2 separate regions of the Mus musculus genome follow, and region 2 is linked to region 1. A link is a loop called in an ENCODE intact Hi-C map of the cell type or tissue named here. Cell type or tissue: gastrocnemius. All regions are shown on one strand. Links, peaks and the distances in the headings refer to the core of each region. The heading gives the core; the rest is flanking DNA.

Region 1 (8,740 bases), core at 578-8,577:
AACACCAGACACCTTGGAGATGATTTATGGGAAGAGAGTGCTATAGAAGCTTTAAATACATACACAAAAAGTTTAAAGGACGATCTCTCATATCAGGCCAGACTAACAATGAAAGACCCAACGTCAGATATAAGCTGCTTGCTTTGGAACTGTTGGCCAGGGAGGTCCCACGGGTCCACAAACATTACAGCTATTGCCACTGCTCTTGGTCACACCCCAGAACTTGATGCTAAGACCCTATTGCTAAGGACGTTACCCGCTTGGATCGTAGAATATGGCCCAAATCAAGCTGGTTCAAGACCTGGAAGCTTTGCCCTACTGCCTAGCCTTCAGAGAGCTGGGAAGGGTTTGCAAGGTTTGCAAGCTACTAGAGAAGAGTGACAGATCCTTCAAACTATGATAGTCCCGGGCCTAGCAACACATGCCCACCAGTGCATCAGTGGCATGGGCACCATGGGAGTAACCAATCACTTTTTCTTTCTTAAAGTCATATATATATATATATATATATATATATATATATATATATATATATATATACATACATGCATATATATACATATATACATATATATTCACACACACACATATATACATATACATATATGTGTATGTATGTATATGTGTGTGTATATATATATATATATATATAGAGAGAGAGAGAGAGAGAGAGGTGTTTTGCCTGTAGGTATATATTTGCATCTCATGTGTACAATGGCTGCAAGGCCAGAAGATGACAATGGACTGCTTCAAATTGGAGTTACAGATGATTCTGAGCTGCCCCATGGTTATTGGAAATTAAACCCTGGTCTTCTATAAGAGCAGCCAGTGATCTGAACCACTTAGCCACCTCTCTAGCCCTATCAACCATTTCCTAGTTGGATCTAAGTCCCGCTCCACAGGATGAAACCCTTACCTAGCCCCCTTGTCAGGCTAAGAAGCTATGACAAGATGGGCCATGGGTTCTACAGGAGAATCTACTATTATGCCACTAAATGGACAAGCTATTAAACTGACTCCTCATGGCTTATCATCGTACTCAGAGATCAGTGCATCCAAGTCTCATTCATTCTTCATCCCAGAAGTTTGTTTTTGCAGTAGATGGTGATTAACACAGAGGCCCTTTCCTGGCCAAGGTGTCCTAAGGGGAATATATAGGCTGCACTGTACCCTGAAGACTCGGGATTCATTACAGACAAGGGTGGAAAGAGTGTGGAAGCCTGAGGCAATGGATCACTAAAAGAAAACATCATCTTCTGGACACATGGGGGTAGCTGCATGGAGGAGCTCACAGGAGTTGCGACAGCAGATACAAAGCTTGCTCAAGCCCAAGACAGACCAAATTCCAGAATGGAGCCAGGGCTGTGTGCACAATCCCATCTCTAGACACAGAACTAAAGACAACTATGAGTTGCTAGGAGCAGGAGGGGCAGTTTTCTCAAGGAATGTAGCCCCCAGTAAAGCAACCACACTCCAGTGGAAGACTGCATAGCCAAGAATATTTGCCAACACAAAGCTGATCCCGAAGGATTAAAAAATAGAACACACACAGTCGGATGTGTGGGGAAACGAATTAAGGTAGAGTGGATGAAGGGAGATGAAGGGAAATATTATCAAAGCATGTGGTTTTGCTAGGTGGTGGTAGCACAGGTCTTTAATCCCATTACTCCGGAGGCAGAGGCAGGAAGATCTCGGAGATGGAGGCCAGCCTGGTCTACAGAGTGAGTTCTAGGACAGTCAAAACTACACAGAGAAAAACCTGTCTTAAAAAAATAAATAAATAAATAAATAAATACAAATCTTTAAAAAAATAAAATGAAATGTATAAGGCTAGAAAGGAAAGGACTCTCACGGGGCAATGCCAAGTATTATGTATTATTCTCTGAGCAATGCACATCTTGTCACGATCTCATCTCAAAAAAGACTTTTTAGCTTGTTTTTTTGTTTTTACTTCTAAGTAGAGCTCTGATCTCTGACTTCTAGTATCCACCACCTACCACAGGTAATGCTTTGTAAATCTAACCACACACCTCCCTAACAACCAAGAGAGACAGACAGTAGAACGTCCACTTATTGTCAGTCAGGGCCCTGGAAAGCCTACTGACCACAGGCGGCTCCCAGATGCTTTGATCCCAGTCAGCAGGCGCAGGGTAGATGGATGGATGCTAAGAATGGAAAGCTTTCACTCGCCTTTCCGTGGTGCTCTGCTCGAGTGGCAGAGGAAATGGTACCAAGCCACACACAGGCCTCCCTGGTGGCTTGCTCTTCCAACTCCCCTGCAAATTCTTAACAGGGAAGTATCAGGCAATCAGAACCCAAACTTTTGAAACACATCAACCCTACTAATCCCAAGAGCAGATGAGCAAGTTCAAGGTTTGAGTGCGCAAAAGTGAAGCCACTTAATGAGGTTACGGCTAGAAAGGCGGAATGCAGCCCTGTCTCTCCCCGACTCTGGTTAAACACTGCAGGCCTGGCCCAGGCTGGTTTCTGCCTGGTTTTGAGATGTACAGCTAGCACATCAGGCCACGTGCTGTGGGAGAGGCAGGCTTTCTCAGCCTCGCCTAACCAAGAGCTCAGTGCTCTGCACTAGAACAACTGTCTGCCTGCAGCTGTTCCTCCAGCTTTGCTGTCCTGGACATGGGGTGGGGGAAACTGGACAAGGGGAATTCTTGAGGACTATTCGGACCAGGCCAGAGACTGTAACCTCATTGTGAAACAAGGCAGAGAGGACCCAGCTAATGTCCTCAAGATTTGGTGGGACACAGGTCCTTAGCACTCCTTCACATATTAGGAGCAGATGAGATGTGGAAGAGATGACAGAAAATACCAATGTCTCCATTTTCTTCTAACAAGAAATTTCACTATCTCTCTCCCATGCACAAAGAATACACTAGCCAGAGAGGAGGGAAAAGAGAGACTGAGGGGTCTATATCCCAGCTTAAAATGCTCTCTCAATAACTCAAAGTAACAATCAACGCATGGTGCCTTCCCAAGCTAAGCAGGAGTGTGTGTGTGTGTGTGTGTGTGTGGTGTGTGTTATATGTTTGTGTGTATGGTGTGTCTTTCTGTGTTTGTATATGTGTGGTGTATGTGTTTGTGTGTGTTATGTATGTCTGTGTTTGTATCTGTGTGGTGTGTTTGTGTGTGGTATGTGTTTGTGAGTGTGTGATGTGTATGTGTTTGTATATGTGCGTGTGGTGTGTATGTGGTGTATATGTGTTTGTATATCTATGTACAGTGTGTATGTATGTTTGTGTGTCTCTGTGTAGTGTGTCTGTGTGTGTTTGCGCGTGTGGTTTTGAGTCTTTAACTCCAGACCTTTACCACTAACTTACACCTGCAGCCCTCCTCGGAACATCATTAGGGCTACATTGTAAGCCAGACTGAACCAGACTCTGAGAAAGAGGCTTATCTACCATATGTTCACTAACAAGCTGCCTCCTGAAACATTACGATCCGCTTTCTACACTTACATTTATGTATATGCAACCTCCATAGATTTAGTATGGACATGAACGTGTCCATTTATGTGGTTGTTAATCCCTGAAAGGTCTGCTACTCAGAGAGCCATTATGCCACACCTCTGCCTAAAATAAAAAGCAGAGCTGAGCTCTTTGGAAATGCTTGGCGCCCCACTGTATTCCAGACACAACCACAGGCCCTTGGCTCTGGGGATGGGAACACAGAGCCCACTTAAAACCTCAACGATTTTGCACAACAGTCTTGTCATTTCTGCAGCGGAACCTTTGCTATTCTCTCTCTCTCTCTCTCTCTCTCTCCCTCCCTCCCTCTCTCTCTCTCTCTCTCTCACTCTGTGTGTGTGTGTGTGTGTGTGTGTGTGTTTTATTGTACATAATTGCTTCTGGTTACAGACATACCTAAACCTAGTTTCTGCCTGAAGTCAACTCTTTAATAACAATGTCACAAGAAATGCAGAAAACACAAGCTTTCCTACGCATGAGCACACACAATTAACTCAAGAGAAGTCATAAAAACTTAATGAAGGCCATGAAGAAACTGAAACCTGACTGGGGAGTTTGGCACACTCCCTTTCGCCAATCCTGGAGCGAATTTTAAAGGCAGCAGTGTCAGCTGATTGGCACAAGCCCTGCAAGCTTCCCTGGCCACTGGCCCCTAACAGGATGTCTGATCCCAGTTAAACCAGGCAAGTGCAGACAAGAAGCGCACACACAGGAATTAGGACCATGAGGCAACTGCTTCTCTCAGGGCAGCTCAGCTGGGAGTTGTTTTGTGGCTGTAGTGACTTCAGTAACATCTGCACACATTCTGGGTGTTGAAAGTTGAGGGGAAGGGTACATGTCTTGAGTGAGTGAAGGTCAGAGATGTTGCTCTCTGTGCTATGGGCGTAGACAGCCCCTCCAGCAAAGAGGTACCTGGCCCCCAATGACAAAGGTGGTCTACGCAGCAGCCACACAGAATCACAAGTGTCTCCTACTTCCTTGTTATCTGACTCACACATGTAAGGCCTCACTCGGTTAATTTCTTTTTTAGTTGTTAGCATGAGTTTCAAATTGTTGGCTAACAAGCAACAGGTCGTTATCTCTAAATCACAGAGAAAAGTTAACAAAGAGCAGAACACTGCTTAGTGTTAAGGAAGGCCTAGAAGCTAGCTTGCTCCTGGATACCAATCAGTCCCTAGAAGCTAGTTGCCCTTGGACACCATGTGATTCCAGCGCTTTCCAGTCTAACTGGATAAACCTTCTCAGGACAACTGACGGTGTTCTCAGACATTAAGGTAAAAGGCTCTATGTCAGGTGTGTGTCTCCCATCACTACATCACTGTTTAGCTTTTTCACCTGCCCCGCCGCTACGTGGAGGGCAGAATGCTGACAGCTGACTAGAAATCACTATGATAACATAAACACTAGAAATCATGATGTTAACATAAACATGCCAGCAAATTAAAAGCAATATATATATATATGTGTGTGTGTGTGTATGTGTATATATGTGTATGTATGTATATGTATATGTATATGTATATGTATATGTATATCCCAGAAATACCAGCCACCGGCATCAAAGGGGAAAGGCTAGGCCTCCAGTAACACATTCTTCAACCTTGGGCTGGTAACTTACTAATCTTTGGGTTAAGATTCTTCACTAGAAAGAGGAAAAATGAAAATAGGCAACCAGTAAAGACAACTTCACTGTTATTCCAATCACGGAGATCTCCTCACAGAGAAACACAGGTGAAAAGGAGTTTTTGGAATTACTGAATAGTCCCATAACTTAGAGGGGTTAGTGCTAGGGTTAAGTTTCCGCCACTAACACTAGGGGGCAGAGTTCTACCCAAGGGGAGACTTTGGTCTTCAGGCTTAGGGAGACTGGTGGCCCTTCAACAACCACACACAAGTTTTCTAAAAGATCACCAAGTCAAGAACTATTTTCCCTAGAGACAAAACCTCATTCTTCTTATAGATAAAAGCAACTAAAAACCCAGCCTAGCGGTAATTTACTGTTGTAGACCAACTCAAAAGTCCTGCTGCCTTCATACAGGTAGGAAACAAACACCCACGAATTTAAAAAGCCATTAAGGAGTCTCTAGTTTCTATATATTTCTGAGGTCTCTATTTTCTATATATTTCCCTTCTTTTAAGTAATGGATGGTTAATGTCTTTCCAGGATGCCTTTCAGGGTGACAGAGACAAACACTTTGGTAAAAGTCAATTCGAACATTATACAATACATCACTGTGGCCATTATAAGTAGCTGTCTGAGAGTACAGTAAGTGAACGTCAGACCTTGAAACACTATAGCCAATTAACTCTGACAAAGCAAGCTAGCCAAAGCACAGGCAAATTCTCACCACTCTGATTTGCTGGAAGATTCCAAGACTGTCCTGGATTCACAAAAACCTCACCCTGACTTTTCAGCAAAAAATCTCATCAGCCTCTCTCAAAGTCAGCTAAGTTTACTCTGAGCCACTTCAAACCTCAAAACTTAAACAGAATTTATTAAATAAACACAACCAAGAAAGGAATCGGGGCCAAGAAACCAGAGCGGCTCTCCATCCCTGGGGGAAAAGGGAACTTTCAAGTCCCGTCTCAAGTAACTGTGGTGTCCCGCCCTCAAAGACCCTAAAGCGGGCATCGGTTTCATCTTCTAAAATAACCATTGTTTGCCCTAAACAAATTTTATTTAAACTCGAATTCAAGATCTGCCAAAAAAAATGGCATTAAAAACAAGATCATTCGGTCTCGTACTCTGGAATTATCTGCAAACCCGACCTGAGCAGTACTAGTAAAGTAAGGACCCCAGACTTGAAAGCCCAATGAGGCAGGGCAAGCAGTGACCGAGGACCCAGCCGGCCGGCTCACACTTCGTTAGCCGGCTCCTCTGGAAGCCACAGGAAGCCCGCACGTTCAGCAAAGGAAGTCCCAGACCTTTCTTGGAGCAAGGCACCTCCCGGCTGCGCCTTTTACCGCGTTTCCTGCACCCGAGCCGTCCGGTCCGCAGCTCTCCCCCACCCGGCGCCCGGGGACTCACCTGGCGCGGAGTGTCAGCTAGCCACCCACGCCCGGGGACATGCGAGCGCAGGACAAACTCAAACCTGCCTAGGCTTACTCATCCGAGACTCGGGGCCGGCGGAGGGAGTGGGGTTTCAGGAGATTCCCACAAAGTTTCCCCTCCTGGGGACGCGCAGGCGCTGGGGCGCGCTCGGTGTGCCGGTCCGGGTCCCGGTCTCAGCCAGGTCCTCCCCGCCACTCACTCACCTCGGGAAAGAAGCTGTCCATTGTTCCGGCGCCCGCACCTTCCCGGCACGGCTCCAGTCGCGGAAGTCAGCGCAGCGGCAGGTCCCGGGAAGCCACGCGTGTCACGGTGCGCCTCGGGGCGACTCCAGCCCGCGGAGCCGCCGCTCTGCCATCCCCCGGTCGCTGCTGCTCCTCCGCACCTTTTGTCCGCGTCTCGGACCTCCTCTGTCCCAACCACAGCCTTTGTCTCTCCTTCCTCCAAGTTCCTCACTTCTGGGCGAAGTGCTCCCGGGAGGAGAACAGCTGGTGGCACATTCTTCCCGAGCTGGGGGAGGGCCGGCAAGGGGCTGGCGACGCGCCTGCCTCCCTTGGAGCTCCGCCGGGGGCGCTCGGTCCCAGCGGGGGTGGGGTGGACGACTTCGGATCACCAGCAAACCAACAACGGTGAGCTCTCCCGCCCCAGGCGCGGCCGGCTCTCACCAGCTCTCCGGTCTCGCTTACCCTTGTGCTCGGTCCGCCCCGCCCTCAATCCCAGCCCCCAATATATAACCACGCCTCCACGAGTAAAGCCACGCCTCCTACGGACCTGGCCCCGCCCCCAGAAACTCCTCCAACCTGCGGAGACTGAGCGTCTGCTCTCAAATATACCCAAACCCCGCCTACTCGACTCCTGGTCACGCCCATTATAGCCCCGCCCACAGCCTGCTCGGGCTTCCTACATGCCGCGCCCTCTCCCAGCTACCACCCAAACCACGCCCACCGGATGCGCGGCCCCGCCCCTCGGAGCCCTGCCCTGTGCTTTCCCTGAGAGCGGCGGGTGCGCGGAGTCCCAGCTACCGCCTAGATCCACTCTGAATCCATAGAGCAGTGTGCTTCTCCTGGGTCTTCTTGCCACCGGCCTAGGCGCTATTAGATGACTTGACTCTTCCCTCTGATCGTAGATACTAGAAAGTTACCCGGGACTGAAGAGGAGGGGCCCCACGGCGGTGAATGTTAGACACCCCAAGAACCTGCTCCACGTGGATCTCATCATTGCGACTCTATCGTGCGATCCCAGGACAGGAAGCGGAAAACAGGAATCTGAACTTTTGAAAGCTGCTTTTCCTTGTTGAGTTTCTCTGCTCCAAGTGGGTTTTTTGATAGCCACAGGGAAATGTTTTGTATACTGGAAGGGGACGTGTCCTATAGCACTTGTAACTGTAACCTCTTTTTCTGGACGTAAAGGAAGTAGAGCAGATGCGAGAGAGATGGGTAATTGCTCTCGGTTCACCAGGAGTCAGTCCTGATTCTCACCGAGACAACTCCAGCTTTATTGTGGCCAGGAATCTGGGGATCCTGTAACACGGACTGGGATTCCTAAGTCTGCTTTCCTAACAGGAGTCCAGAGGGCCCTCCAAAGCTGGTGCTTGGCCCACTGCAGAAAGAACTCCCAACAGCTCAGAAGGAGTTTCCTTCTGTAGCAGTTTAGCAAGATCAGGTCACCCAAGTACTGGATCTATGAACCCTTTGAACCAACCGGCTGGGTGTTGTCAGACTCACTCCGGAACCACACAGCTGGTCCAGCAGCAGGTTGTTAACTGGCAAGCTGGGAACAACAATGAACTGACTTGAGAAGTTCTACTTAAAGGATTTGTTAACTGCCAGCCGCTTGAGAAAGATACTTTCCAGGGCAGTCTTTCTGGAAACAGACACAGCCTTCACTATCCCAAGCTGCACCCTGCCTGGTTAGGTACCCGCTTCTTAGGTTTTTTTTTTTTTTTTTTTTTTTTTCCAGATGTTGGAAGATCAATCACATATTTGGCTTTTTCTTGATGTCCTATCCACCTGCAGTTGGGAGAGTCGAAGCTTGTGCTCAGACTGAATGAAATGGCTGAACATGTGAACCATCTTGTCATCTTTATTTGGGAATTTAAGCATTATTGAACTCCAAAGCATTACATTAGTGTTGGTGACCTTACTCCCATCTCCCCACTTTGAGGGAAGATTCAAGGTATAAACCAGTTAATGATACATGTGCTATGCCA
Region 2 (8,740 bases), core at 577-8,576, 360 kb before region 1:
TACTTTTAAAGGTGTGATAAAGCAAGCACAATCAGAGATCAAATACCCCCAGACAAGTTTAAATGATAAAAACCTCTTTAATCTTTCTTTTCCAGCAGGAAGCTCTATAAAATAGTTGCTAACCTCTTTCCTATGCATTACTGCACCTAGCCCAGTACTGGACACCAAGTTAATTGGATTCCTATCTGGTTCAGTAGCTGTCTACCATTTGCACTTCACAGGAATACTTTAGTGTATATTTTGGTGTGTGCAGGGCTGCTATATGAATGCTTCTGTTTATATGTGTCCATGCAAGTTCAACTTAGTCACCAATGTAACACATGGGACCTCTAGGAACCTCATGAGTGAGTTGATGTCCTAAGAAAAGGACTTAAATGAACTGGCAAGTCTCCTTTTTTGTGTTTTGCTCCCCCTCCATGAGTACACACCCTAGATCTGCCTTTTCCATCATTAAGTAAGGCTTAGAAAAATACCCCTCCACAGAGCAAGCCCTCACTAAACAGTCAGGGTGCCAGTAGCTTCATTTTTTACTTCATCTTCCATGACTGTGGCAAAATAAGTTCATGTTGTTTATAAATTACCAGGCTTAAGATGCTTGGTTACAGAAGTATAAACCGACCAAGACATGAACACAAACACTGTCAGTATCAACAGTGCCGTGGGGGTGAATAAAGAACTCACAAAGTAAGGAACCTTGGGGCTGGCTGGAGCCCCACAAGTCAGGCTTGCAGGCAACACGAAACCCTCACTCAGTTTTAGTCAACTAAGTGAAATGTAAAATCCTAAGCCATTCTAACCACACATTCTACAGCAGCGTGCCAACAGCATAGCTTTCTGTGCACCAGTGTAACCCTTCCTGATCCAAACTAAAAGAATGTTTTGCCCGTTAAGAATGCGCCTCTACTCTTTTATTCTGTTTTTAATCAATGCCCTAGGTCCTGGATCCACCACAGAGACGCAGACAGACAAAGTGCCCTGTGGAAATGAAGAGCAGTGAGGCATTTAAACCACTTCTGCCCTCACTCTAAAATGTCCTATAGAAATCCCCAAATACTGTTCCCTTTCGGGTCCACACGAAGTTTGGTGCGTCCGGGAGCAAGCATAAGAATGGAGGTCTACAGCCCGGCAGTGGTGGCACTCGCCTTTAACCCCAGCACTTGGGAGGCAGAGGCAGGGGGATTTCTAAAGTTTAAGGCCAGCCTGGTCTACAGAGTGAGTTCCAGGACAGCCAGGGCTACACAGAGAAACCCTGTCTCGAAAAACCAAAAAAACACCAAAAAAGTATGGAGGCCTACAATCCATCTGCTTAACTAGTTAAAAGTCATAAACCAGGAAACATCTTTAAATCCAGGCGGGATGCCCTGGGCCTGGAACCCCACTCCCTCAAAGGCTGCGGTAAAAGGATAAGAAGAAAGTCAGGGTCCAGCCTGGGAATGGATGTCGCAAAGGTAAACACTGAAGAAGGCTCGGGCTGGGGGCCTCAGGGGAGGGCGACATCGCTGAACGTGGACCCAGCCCTTCGTCTCCATCGCGATGTCTCCCGGAGCCTCCCGCTCGCCCCAACCCCGACAGGACCCTTACCTACCTTCGTCTTCGTCGTCTTCCTCCTCTTCCTCTCCCTCCTCCTCTCCGTCCTCCCACTGCTGCTTCGCCAGCTTCTTCGCCTGCTGTTCGAACCACTGGAGCCGGGGCGGCTTCTCCGTCGGGTCTCGCTCCGGGACGCCCCGTGCGCCCGCCGCCGCCCTCCCGCACTCGTCCGTGGGCACGAAGGGCGCTTTCTTGGGGGACGTGGAGGGCTGGGCCTTGATGGCCTGCTGGATGGCGGCGTTCACGGCGTCCTTGTCGACGCCGTCCGCGCCCAGCCCCTTCTCCAGGTTCTTGGCGTTCAGCAGCTCCACGCGCCGGCTCGCGGCCCGCACCGCCTTCCGCTCCAGCTCGGCGTGCCGCCGGGAGCCGAGGTGGTTCTCGTAGGCGTTGAAGGTGGCGAACTTCTTGCCGCACGCCGTGCAGTAGGTGGCCGCGCCCTTGCTCGCCTCCGCCGCCTCGGCCACCGCGCGCTGCGCCCGCACCCGCTCCTGGAAGCCCTCGGCCGTCACCGGGGCCATGGCGGCCACCTTGCGCCGCAGGTTGTAGCGGTGCCAGTCCGTCTTGTAGTGCGCCCGCTGCAGCTCCGCGTCGCGGAACGCCACCCGGCAGGTGATGCACGTGAGAGCCGCCATCCCCGGGCCCGGAAGACAGAGACGACCCAGCCGAGAACCTTCTAAGCCTGACCGGCCGCCTTCTAGTCCCACAAACGCAGAGAACCTCCTTCGCCCACAGCCAGGAAAAGACACACCAGACACCAGCTTCCGGGCTCTAAGTGAGGGAACTTCCGAGTTCTAAGTGAGGGAACTTCCGACTCGCACAGGAAACTCTTGGCAGCTGGCTTAAGAAGGCCCGCCTGGGTCCCCGGAAATGACGAAGTTTCATGTCGCTCTCTTCGCGCCTGGATCCGCCCTGTCAATCAAAGGTGGGCGTGTGCCTGGAGGATGCCGCTGCCTCCTGAGGGCTTAGCGGTTGTGTCGCTTGCCGTGACGAGGTCAGAGGGATGGGCTTGTGAGGGAAAGAAGGGCGTGGGTGCCTGGGATGGTTCTGGGACTGCTCTTGAGAGATGGATCCCGTCAAGACTGTCTCTCGCGCCTCTGGAAAGGGGGATCAAACGTGGCGACAGCGTGGAACTTCCGGAGGCCAAACCGACCCAAGCTCTTTGCAGCGAAGGGGGCGGTCAGAGCTCTTGAACAGAAAAGATTCCCTGCTGGGAGCCGAAAGTACAGCCTAGCCACTGTCCCACAAAATATAATCCGAGCCACATGTGAGATTTTTAAATCCAAGTAGCCATATAAAAAGTCAAAGTAGAGACTATGCCCGGGCCTAACAAACACAGAAGTGGATGCTCACAGTCAGCTATTGGATGGATCACAGGGCCCCCAGTGGAGGAGCTAGAGAAAGTAACCTTATAGGTGGAACAACAATATGAACTAACCATTACCCCCAGAGCTCGTGTCTCTAGCTGCATATGTATCAGAAGATGGCCTAGTTGGCCATCAGTGGAAAGAGAGGCCCATTGGACTTGCAAACTTTATATGCCCCAGTACAGGGGAACGCCAGGACCAAAAAGTGGGAGTGGATGGGTAGGGGAGTGGGTGGGGGACCGTGTGGGGGACTTTTGGGATAGCATTGGAAATGTAAATGAAATAAATACCTAATAAAAACAAACAAACAAAAAAGTCAAACTAGGTGAAGTTGCTTTTAATGATCGAAATACTCTTTCAGCATCTAAAACTTTAAAAGGATCTATCTGTGATTTTACGCTCCATCGTGGGTACTAAACCTTGGAGACCCTGTGTGTATAACAGCAGCAATTCATATCAGTTCGATTTTTTTTTTCTTGAGACAGGGTTTCTCTGTGTAGCCCTGGCTGTCCTGGAACTCACTCTGTAGACCAGGCTGGCCTCGACCTTCAGAAATCCACCTGCCTCTGCCTCCCAAGTGCTTGGATTAAAGGCGTATGCCACCACTGCCTGGCAAATCCTCTGTTCTATCCCTGCCTTTAACTCACCCTGATTCAATGTCAATTGTTCTAACAGGTTAAGCAAGTATATTTTTGGTATTGTGTTAGAAATCCGTTGCTATGCTATTCTGCCTGAATATCTTTCTGCCAGCTTGCTCCCTTTTGTAAACCTTTGCCCAAATGCCTTTGGGGGGGGGGGGGTTCTAGAGCCTTTTGTCAAAAATAATGCCAGTATTTTTTTTGTGTTGTTGTTGTTTTTGTTATTATTATAATTATATCCCAAATGTTGCCCTCTCCTAGTCCCCTTCACAGAGTTCTTTCCCCTATACTCCCTCCCCTTCACCTCAGAGAGGGTGACCCCCCTCCTGCAAAGCCCCTCCCTGGGGTATCAAGTCTCTAGAGGATTAGGCACATGCTCTGGCACTGAGGCCAAACAATGCAATCCTCTGCTACATACTGCTGCAACACCCCATTTCTTAAGTCCTTACTAGGTATTGCTTTTTATCACTGTTATCTGTTGTGCTATATTGAATCACTAGTATTTAGCATCAAAACATTCAGTTTCTGCAAGGCAAGCGTGCCCGAGTTAGGTGGTTCTTATGTACTCTCACATGAGTTCATGGTGAACCTGTGGCGAAGGCTGAAGTAACCTGAAGGGTTAGTATTTTACCATGGCTGGAGGAGTCTCATCAGAGAAGACTCGCTTGGCTAATAGTAAGAGATGTTCTTTCCTTGTCAATTGAATCTCCCCATAGTAATATTTGTCTTCATAGGGTGGCAGTTAGCTTCCCTTTTGCCTGTGCAGTTCTGGTGTTGACTAAGTACTTTATTTATTTATTTATTTATTTTGGTTTTTTGAGACAGGGTTTCTCTGTATAGCCCTGGCTGTCCTGGAGCTCACTTTGTAGACCAGGCTGGCCTCGAACTCCGAAATCCACCTGCCTCTGCCTCCCAAGTGCTGGGATTAAAGGCGTTCGCCACCACACCCGGCTCCCTGACTAAGTACTTTTACAGTATTCTCAGCTCATCTAATGTGAAAGGCCTGGTCAGAAGTCCATGAAGAACAGCGGAGTGGGGCCAGGTGGACTTTATGGATTGCTTTGAGAGAGCAGCTACTACTAGTGTTTGTTATTTTCTCCCAGGCTTAGCAATGGAAGTCCTGCATCCAGGGAAACCTTATAATTATGCACAAATCAGAAGGCCTAGTCATACATCATGTTAGTCATCTTGAGTATAAGTTCCGTGAAAACAGGCTTCCCTTTCATGGCCCCATACCCAACACTAGAATAATACCAGGGCAGAGTCTATTCAGTGTTTCTTAAAACTGCGATTTTGTAGTGCAAAGGTAAAATCTCATTTTTTTTCTTTGTTGCAGAAAGTTTTTATTTCGAGATTATATAGAAATTTTGGAATAACTTTCTAAACATCTCATTTTGAGAAATATATCTAGTATTCCTCACCAGCTGAAGTGAGCAAAATATATGTATTTTCAAGTCTCCATGAAAAGCAGAAATTAGCTATATAAAGAAAAGCATTTCTAGATTTTTTTTTCCTATTTGATTTTGCATTTGTTGCTATCCTTGATTTCCTCTCTGCTTGCTCTTGTTTATTTTCACAATCCTATTTAGCATCTTCGGCTTCTCAGTACCCTTTACTTTTCCTCTTCAGAGCACCACTGCTCCCTCCATTGATTCTGTAGTGAACTCGAGAGAACAGACTGTGGTCAGTCTAGTTTGTCCTCTGCTAGGGGTGTAGCCTTAGTCTATTTACCACTTGTTAATTATGCTTGCTATTATTTAGATATGGTATATCCCTTAAAGGTTCTAGGGCCAGAATTTTGTTCCCCAGTGTAACAGTGTTGGAAGGCAATGGAACACTTAAGAGGTAATTAAGTCATAGGAGCTTTACCTTAATGAGTGGATTCATGTTTTTGTCAAGAAACTAGTATTAGATGGGTCACTACAAGAGTTGACCAAAGCCTCATCAGATCCTTCCTACTACAAAAGGCTATACTCAACAAAACTGGAAAACCTGGATGAAATGGACAATTTCCTAGACAGATACCAGGTACCAAAGTTAAATCAGGATCAGATTAACGATCTTAACAGTCCCATCTCCCCTAAAGAAATAGAAGCAGTCATTAATAGTCTTCCAACCAAAAAAAGCCCAGGACCAGATGGGTTTAGTGCAGAGTTCTATCAGACCTTCAAAGAAGACCTAATTTCAATTCTCCTCAAACTATTCCACAAAATAGAAACAGAAGGTATTCTACCCAATTCACTCTGATACCTAAACCACATAAAGACCCAACAAAGAGAACTTCAGACCAATTTCCCTTATGAATACCAATGCAAAAATACTCAATAAAATTCTCGGAAACCGAATCCAAGAACACATGAAAATGATCATCCATCGTGATCAAGTAGGCTTCATCCCAGGGATACAGGGAATATTTAATATACAGAAATTCATCAATGTAATCCACTATATAAACAAACTCAAAGACAAAAAAAAAAACACATGATCATCTCATTAGATGCTGAGAAAGCATTTGACAAAATCCAACACCCATTCATGATAAAAGTCTTGGAAAGATCAGGAAGTCAAGGCCCATACCTAAACATCAATAAATTCCTTTACTATTTAGAGACTACCCATAAATTCTGTTGACTCTTGAGAACCCTGATTAATACAGAAGTTGGTAAAAGCAATATACAGCTAACCAGTAGCCAACAATAAACTAAATGGAAAGAAACTTGAAGCAATCCCACTAAAATCTGGGACTAGGCAAGGCTGCCCACTTTCTCCCTACCTATTCAATATAGTACTTGAAGTCCTAGCCAGAGCAATTAGATGACAAAAGGAGATCAGGGGGATACAAATTGGAAAGGAAGAAGTCAAAATATCACTATTTGCAGATGATATGATAGTATATATAAGTAACCCTAAAAATTCCACTGGAGAACTCTTAAACCTGATAAACAGCTTCAGCTGGATATAAAATTAACTCAGTCAGTGGCTTTTCTCTACACAAAGGATAAACAGGCTGAGAAAGAAATTAGGGAAACAACACCCTTCACAATAGTCACAAATAATATAAAATACCTTGGTGTGACTCTTAACTAAGGAAGTGAAAGATCTGTATGATAAGAACTTCAATCTCTGAAGAAAGAAATCGAAGAAGATCTCAGAAGATGGAAAGATCTCCATGCTCATGGATTGGCAGGATTAATATAGTAAAAATGGCTATCTTGCCGAAAGCAATCTACATTCAATGCAATCCCCATGTAGTGGATATTCCTGGTTGTCAACTTGACTATATCTGGAAGGAACTACAATCCAGAATTGGAAGGCTCACCAATGACTGCAATCTGGAGACTGGGAGATAGAAGTTTCTGGCCTGGATCTTGGTATGGAGATCTTGAGGCCTAGTGGCTATTGACTCCAGAAGATTAAGACCGGGAGATCTCCAAGTTCAAGGTCATCTGGGATTAAAGGTGTGGTAGCACACACCTTTAATCTGGGCTATACCTTCTGCTGGAGACTATACATTGGAAGAAGGAAGGCTCTCTCTCACTCCTTTGCCTGCTTGTCATGTTGGACTGAGCAACTGCTAGATCCTTGGACTTCCATTCACAGCTGCTACTGACCATTGTTGGGAGTTTGACTGCAGACTGTAAGTCATCAATAAATTCCTTTACTATTTAGAGACTACCCATAAATTCTGTTGACTCTTGAGAACCCTGATTAATACAGAAGTTGGTACCAGGGGTGGGGTATTCCTGTGACAACCTGACCATGTTTTGGGGATGACTGTGGAAGGACTTTGGAACTTTGGAACTTCCCTTGGTGATGAACAGCAGTATGGAACTGTAAGCTGAAGAAACCCTTTCTTCCCCAACTTGCTTTTTGGTCATGATGTTTGTGCAGGAATAGAAACTCTAAGACACCCCATCAAAATTCCAACTCAATTCTTCACAGAATTAGAAAGGGCAGTTTGCAAATTCATCTGGAATAACAAAAAACCTAGAATAGCAAAAACTGTTCTCAACAATAAAAGAACCTCTGGTGGAATCACCATGCCTGACCTCAAGCCGTACTACAGATCAATTGTGATAAAAACTGCATGGTACTGGTACAGCGACAGACAGGTAGATCAATGGAATAGAATTGAAGACCCAGAAAAGAACCCACACACCTATGGTCACTTGATCTTTGACAAAGGAGCTAAAACCATCAAGTGGGAAAAAAGCATTCAAAACAAATGGTGCTGGCACAACTGGTGGTTATCATGTAGAAGAATGCGAATTGATCCATTCCTATCTCCTTGTACAAAGCTCAAGTCTAAGTGGATCAAGGAACTCCACATAAAACCAGAGACACTAAAACTTACAGAGTAGAAAGTGGGGAAAAGCCTTGAAAATATGAGCACAGGGGAAAAATTCCTGAACAGAACAGCAATGGCTTGTGCTGTAAGATCAAGAATCGACAAATGGTACCTCATAAGATTGCAAAGCTTTTCTAAGGCAAAAGACACTGTCAATAAGACAAAAAGGCCATCAACAGATTAGGAAAGGATCTTTACCAATCCTAAATCCGATAGGGGACTAATATCTAATACAAAGAACTCAAGAAGCTGGACACTAGAAAATCAAATAACCCTATTTAAAAATGGGGTACAGAGCTAAACAAAGAATTCTCAACTGAGGAATACCAAATGGCAGAGAAGCACCTGAAAAAATGTTCAACATCCTTAATCATCAAGGAAATGCAGATCAAAACAATCCTAAGATTCCACCTCACACCAGTCAGAATGGCTAAGATCAAAATTTCAGGTGACAGCAGATGCTGGCGAAGATGTGGTGAAAGAGGAACATTCCTCCATTGCTGGTGGGATTGCAAGCTGGTACAACTACTCTGGAAATCAGTCTGGCAGTTCTTCAGAAAATTAGACATAGTAATACCAGAAGATCAAGCAGTATCTCTCCTGGGCATATACCCAGAAGATTTTCCAACTGGTAATAAGGACACATGCTCCACTATGTTCATAGCAGCCTTATTTATAATAGCCAGAAGCTGGAAAGAACCCAGATGTCCCTCAACAGAGGAATGGATACAGAAAATGTGGTACATTTACACAGTGGAGTACTACTCAGATATTAAAAACAATAAATTTATGAAATTCTTAGG

What was found. Hi-C counts contacts between places; a loop is a spot of excess contacts. Peaks named below come from ENCODE experiments on the same cell type or tissue, not always from the same donor. Only the 100,000 strongest peaks of a DNase experiment are listed, where the experiment ranks them.
Region 2: a loop joins it to region 1, with 2.9 times the contacts of the local background. A loop is called at or near these places in 4 of 42 quality-filtered maps.

Annotation. Positions count from the first base shown.
Region 1 is chr15:25,621,028-25,629,767 of GRCm38, reverse strand. Myo10 (myosin X) reads right to left here and starts at 7,218. Exons shown (of 41, transcript NM_019472.2): 1 at 6,738-7,218. The coding sequence starts at 6,758. In gastrocnemius, for the core only: CTCF peaks have their summits at 5,296 (motif pointing right) and 7,083; DNase peaks (open chromatin) are centred at 6,521, 6,758, 7,378, 8,142 and 2 more places; H3K4me3 peaks cover 6,184 bases; H3K27ac peaks cover 5,235 bases.
Region 2 is chr15:25,978,029-25,986,768 of GRCm38, reverse strand. It overlaps Zfp622 (zinc finger protein 622), which reads right to left and starts at 2,403. Exons shown (of 6, transcript NM_144523.3): 1 at 1,586-2,403. The coding sequence starts at 2,219. In gastrocnemius, for the core only: no CTCF peak of the experiment used is centred there; DNase peaks (open chromatin) are centred at 2,481 and 3,948; H3K4me3 peaks cover 2,702 bases; H3K27ac peaks cover 2,350 bases.